Regions from separate parts of the Homo sapiens genome. Here region 1 is linked to region 2. Evidence: chromatin contacts called from ENCODE Hi-C or POLR2A ChIA-PET data. All regions are on one chromosome and are shown on one strand. The core of a region is the stretch at or near the end of the contact, and the rest is flanking DNA. Distances in the headings are between cores, read along the strand shown.

The links. A loop is a pair of places that touch in the nucleus more often than their neighbours do. ChIA-PET counts read pairs that join two places held with the same protein, here RNA polymerase II (POLR2A). Pooled maps may share reads with other maps.
Region 1: a loop to region 2 is called in a pooled map, with 4 times the contacts of the local background. The contact joins two enhancer-like sites. A Hi-C loop is called at or near these places in 3 of 168 maps with a recorded cell type or tissue (endothelial cell of hepatic sinusoid, posterior cingulate gyrus and stomach), 1 of 37 single-sample maps with no recorded cell type and 5 of 50 pooled maps. POLR2A ChIA-PET finds 5 or more read pairs at or near these places in 2 of 52 experiments (K562 and activated naive CD4-positive, alpha-beta T cell).

Annotation. Positions count from the first base shown.
Region 1 is chr10:48,633,254-48,635,953 of GRCh38, reverse strand. It overlaps a transcript of ARHGAP22 not described here. Among named protein-coding and RNA genes, the nearest start is that of ARHGAP22, 30 kb to the right of the region's middle. Within about 2 kb of position 1,438, at least 10 of the 41 ENCODE cell types and tissues checked have a DNase peak (open chromatin) inside an H3K27ac peak, as active enhancers do.
Region 2 is chr10:48,550,963-48,553,662 of GRCh38, reverse strand. All of the region lies in intron 3 of ARHGAP22 (Rho GTPase activating protein 22), which reads left to right. Among named protein-coding and RNA genes, the nearest start is that of ARHGAP22-IT1, 41 kb to the right of the region's middle. Within about 2 kb of position 1,372, at least 3 of the 41 ENCODE cell types and tissues checked have a DNase peak (open chromatin) inside an H3K27ac peak, as active enhancers do.

The sequences.
Region 1 (2,700 bases), core at 189-2,688, 82 kb before region 2:
GTGATGTCATTTAATTCCTGTAGCCAGCTTGCAAGATATTAATGTTCCCATTTTACAGAGGAGAAAACTGAAGCTCAAAAGTGCAGTCCTTCCATCCTGCTTCCCCAGCCAGGAAGTAGTCTAAGTTTATGTTGTCCAATAGCAGAGCCTAAGACAAGGGCTTGGGTGCAGGTGGTTTATTTGGGAGGTGATGCCAGGAAGCAGGACTGATGGGGCAAAGAGTGACACCAGGAAGGAGGGAAGGCCAGTGTGAGGGGCATAATGAAGGTTGCTGCTGTCCCAAGACTCACTTCCACAGGGACTCTGGGAAGAGTGCAGACTCACCTGCCATAAGCCTGGAAGGGGAGAGGGTGGGGGTTACCCGGCCCCCTTTCTCCCTTGGCTGAGGGCAACCCCAGGGGTGTGGACACCCAGCCCTTCTGGACTGCATTTGTTTGCCCAGGGCTTAGGGTCCCTGTGGCTTCAGAGAAAGCCGAGGGCTGAGAGCCTGGAGCGGGAAGCCATCAGTGGGCTCACCTAAGAGGGGACGTTTCACCACAGCTGTGGCTGAACTTGGAGCTGGCCAAGGGGCTGGGACAAGTTACGGAGCACCCAAAGCTGTGCTTCAAGCTATAACCTAAACCCCAGGCATTTTTCTCTTACCAACCTTGGAGGAGTATGAAACTAGTCATGCCTGAGGAGACAGGGAGTCGGGGTCCAGGGAAACACCAGGCCCAGTGCAGAAGTGGGGGTGGGGGCAACAAGAGACAGAGGCCCAGAAACAAGGTGAAGTGCTTCATTCACGGTGGACCCAGAAGGAGCCTAGCCTCCAAGAGCCTCCCATGGGTGCTGGAATTCCCTTGTTCACACTGAGGAAGAGGGAGGGCAGGTACATGAGTCTGCTCGGGCTGCCATGACAAAGCACCTCGGGCCCCAGGGCTTTCACAACATACATGTATTTTTTCCCATTCTGGAGGCTGGAAGTCTAAGATCAATGTGTTAGCAAGCTTCTTTCTCCTCTCTCCTTGGCTTGTAAATATCACCTTCTTCCTGTGTCTTCACACAGTTGGTATCTGTGTCCTTATCTCCTCTGCTTATAAGAACTCTAGTCATATTGGACTAGGGCCCACCCTAATGACCTCATTTTAACTTAATCACTCATTTTAACTTTGATATTTAAAGGCCCTATCTCCAAATACAGCCACTTTCTGTATGGGGCGGTGGGGGTTAGGCTTCATCATGAACTGGAGTCGGGGGACACAATTCAGCCCTCTTGCTTTCCTGGGCTCAGAGCTGTCAGCCCTGAGAAGCAGAGGAGAGTCTATTCCAAAGAACAGGCTGGGCAGAGCCTCAGAGAGTGTCTAGACAGATGCCCTGCCAGCCACACTACCCTCTAGGGAGCCAAGCGGAAGCCCAGGCTCACCCACCCCCAGCCACAGAACCAAATAAGGGCTGAGTCAGCGGCTCTTCTTAGAGACCCAGTTTCCTACAATGGTTTCTGTTTCTGCACATCTGGGAGAAATGATTTGACTCTGGGAATGGTTGTGAAATGGGCAAACCACAGTGCAGGCTCACCGCCCTCTGCACCCAGCAGCTTATCCTCTCCTATGGCCCAGCTCTGTGGGGGCAGAGCACTTTTCCCTGTTGGCTAGATGAGGAAGCAGAAGATCTGAAGTTTACTGACTTGCCAAAAGCTCACAGCTAGTTAGTGGCAGACAGGACTCAACCCAGATCTGAGCTGACCCATCTTTAGTGCTCACTCACAGCAGTACCTCTGCTTTTAGGGACATTGATGGCACCTTTTGGCTGCTCCCATCAAATCCGCCACCCAAATCTGAAAGTACCCATTCAGCTACCCATGATACTACTGAGCTACTAGTGCAAACTGGCTTCTCTCAACAGGTGAGCTGGCTAGCAGATAACACTTCCTGCCAGTTATCATAGAAACAAGCGTGGGAGGAAGCAGCATCCTGGTGGCCAGGAAGAAGGTGAGGGAGAACATAGGGCATAGATGCCCATGGTGTCAACTCTCAGACACCTGCCCCAGAGATTTCCAGGAGTCAGGGCATCCCGCAGCCAGCTTGGCCCAGCATTCAGTTAGGAAAGGCTCTCCCTCCTCCCATGCCCAGCCCTCTGCTCCCTCCTCCTCTTAGCCCCGTGGAATGATCCTGTCTCTATTAACCTGCCCATCTCCTTCTGCAGATGGATGTCAACAGGGATTTTCTTGTGGAAAGTCCACAGGGAAAGCCAGCCCTCCCTCCCTGCTGCTGGCATCATTTTCCCACAAAATGTAAAAACAGTCTAGAGAAAGCCAGGCCTGGGTGTGGATCCAGGTTCTACCACCTGCTTACTCTATGCCCTTACTCAAGTGATATAATCTCTCTGCTTCATTTCCTCATTGTAAAAGTGAGACCACAATAGGCCATATCTCACAAGACTGTAATAAGGATTACATGTCTAATTAAAAGAAAAGAGTTCAAGGAAAGGCACAGGGTAAACCCTGAATAAGTGGGAACTCCCTTCCAGACAAACAATCAGATGCCACTGTTAATCTCTGGCTGAGAATTGTTTCCTTTGGGAATTTTTTGAAAACCAAGTGATATGATGGAGACTCTGGACACAGGAACCCTACATTTGGAGCTTTCTCCCAGTTTTACTTCTCCAGCATGCAGTCACTGCAAACCTCAGACCTGGGAGTCTCAGAGGAAGGTAGATTGTCTG
Region 2 (2,700 bases), core at 123-2,622:
GATGGACATCTTTGAGGACCATTATTCTGCCTCCCACAATACTCCCAACATCCCTCTAAGATAGGGAATGTCGTCAGACCTATTGTACAAAAACAGACCGTGGAGATTAGAAAGAATCCCCAGAGAGACACACAGCTAGTGGCGGAGTTGGGGCTTCAGCCCAGACATTCTGGGCTACACACTTACCTTGCCCTCCAACACAGGCATCTGGCCATCTGAGGACCCCTACAGATTCTAGCATTTTCCCCACCTGGGCCTAAGGACTTTGTTATGGGAAGGAAAGTTCCTGAACTCCTTTGTCTCAAGCACAGCAGCAGTAGCCTGCCTGCGCATCAGGTTCCTGCAGATCCTGCGAGCTGCTCCCCAGAGCTGCCCATCTCTGCCCTCCAGCCTTTGTGCAGCTGCTGAGCAGTTCAGGGAGAGCGGGACGGGTGGTGGGCGGTGAGCGGTCCAGTCAGCCTTTGCAGAGTGCGGCGCAGCTATCTGCAGAGCAGAGCACAATGCCAGTGCTGCCCGGGGCCCAAGAGTGGTCCCCTCTGCTCCCCTCCCACTGGGGGCTCCGGATTTAGGATGCTTCCTATCAGCCTGCTCAGATGGGACCTGGGAGGCTGCACTCGAAGCTCATGCTTGGTTCTGGCTGCAGCTGGCAAAGCTCCCCATCCTTCACAGCCCATGAAGATGTCAGGCCAGAGGGGTAAGGTGAATCTCCTGAGGCCAAACAGCTGGCAGGTACAGGAGCCTGGACCCTCCCAGGTCAGCCTGACCCCAGAAGGGTGGGCTTCCTGTTACAGCAGTTGCTGACTGAGGCTTCAGCTATAGGCCATGTTGGGGCTAAAAACGAATAAGAAGATTGGATGAACCCACCTTAAACCACAGCAACGTGCAGTCACAGGAAGGCCAAGAAACCCATTCACATCCAACTCAGCAAACCTCTCGTGTGACCTCAGCTTTGAGCCAGCCTTGCAGGGCCCTGAGATGAGCAGGGGTCAGTCTCTGCCATTAGGGAGTCTGGGGACATTTTCTTCCTGAGCTCAAGGCACAATAAGGACTTATCCTCACTAGGCTGAGCACAGTTACCTGGGGGCAGGAGCAGGAAGTATCACCAAGTGGGCCATGCCAGTGTGCACCAAGCACAGCCCCCGGGGTAAATGTGCAAAGACCAAGAGGAAATCCAGGCTGGGTGGGTGAAGGGTGGCAAGTGCATCTGGGGGGACAAGGGGCTTCTCCTACAGTTCCGAGGGTGCCAGGTGGCAGGCTCTGTGAGCAGTGAACTAACAGGCGCAGGAAGGAGCCTAACAGCCCCGCCTGGGGTCTGGGCCTAGGCCAGGAAATCAGGGCAGGATATGAGGAAGGAGGACAAACCCCGGATCACTTCCAGGCTATGCCTGTGCTGGCCTGTGGTACTGGTCACACCACAATGGGTCCCTCACTCTCCAACCAGCACCCCCAAGAGGGGGAAAAACTTGACAACTCTTGGAAATGTGACAGAATTCCAAGGAAGGTCATGCCTAGAATTAACTACGTAAATTTTAAGCCATAGTTCTATTTGTGCAATTCAACGGTATAAAAAATGACAATGTTTTCAAAGTAGAATTAAAAATGAGGAAACATTATACTGTGAGTGCCATCTAGTGGAGAGATCTGCCAGTTCTGGGCCAGAAAGTGCAGGCCCTGTTGCCCACCCCCAGCCTTTCAGCCAGCACAGCTAGATAGGAGTGGAGCTTGAGGCCAAGCCATCTGGCTTCCAAAGCCACACACTAAAATTGCCCTCCAACACAGACATCTGGCCATATGGGGCCTCCTACAGATTCTAGCATTGTTCCCATCTGGGCTGGGAGGTCTTGGAACTTGATACAGCATACACCTCTGGTTCCAAAAGCACCTGAGAACCTGCACATCCAGCCACTGAGCAAGACACAGAGAAAACACTCTTATAAGGGGGCTTTAGTGCCAGTGGGACTTCTGTCCTCTTGTGGCTGTGGCCTGCCACTGCTTTCCCGACATGGTCAGTATATAAAGCGTACTGAGAGGTGGGAGCAATTGCTTTGGGCAGAGGTGACGGTCTCCTCCCTGAAGCTGCGGGGACACGCAGGAAAACCACTTATAAAGTTTAAGGGAGGCTGAGAGAAAGGGTGACTGGCATTTGTGTCTTGCTTGGACAGTTGCTTACACACAAGATTTGCTTTTCATGGTTACCCAGGCAAGGAAAATCTGACTGAGGACTGATGGCAAATGGGGTTCTGCCAGGCACACCTCCTGCCGTAAGCATCCAGTTCTCAAGAGGAGCAGAATGTGAAGCCTCTGTGGGACCACAGGCCTGGGCACTGATGGAGAAAAGAGGATGACATGGGCCCTCAGACTTTCTAGAATTCTCATAGTGCAGGGCAGACAGGCAAGATGCCACCTGCAGGAAGTCAGCTGAGATTTGAGGTCAGAACGCACAACAGATCCCCAGTGCCCAGAGGAGCTGGTTGGGAGGGTGCCCCTGCCCCAGTTCACAACACCGTCCACCAGGGAGGGAACTGCAACCTTGCCTGGCAAGCAAAGAAAGGTCTACATTTCCCCTCTGCCTCCTTCCCACCCCAGTGCCCAGGGTGCAGTTCAGGGAAGAGTCTAGGAGAAGCAACCCCTATCTATGCCAGCACACCCCAGTCCGTGAGGGCCACAGTGCTGGGGGAGCAGCACAAAAAGAGCTTTGAA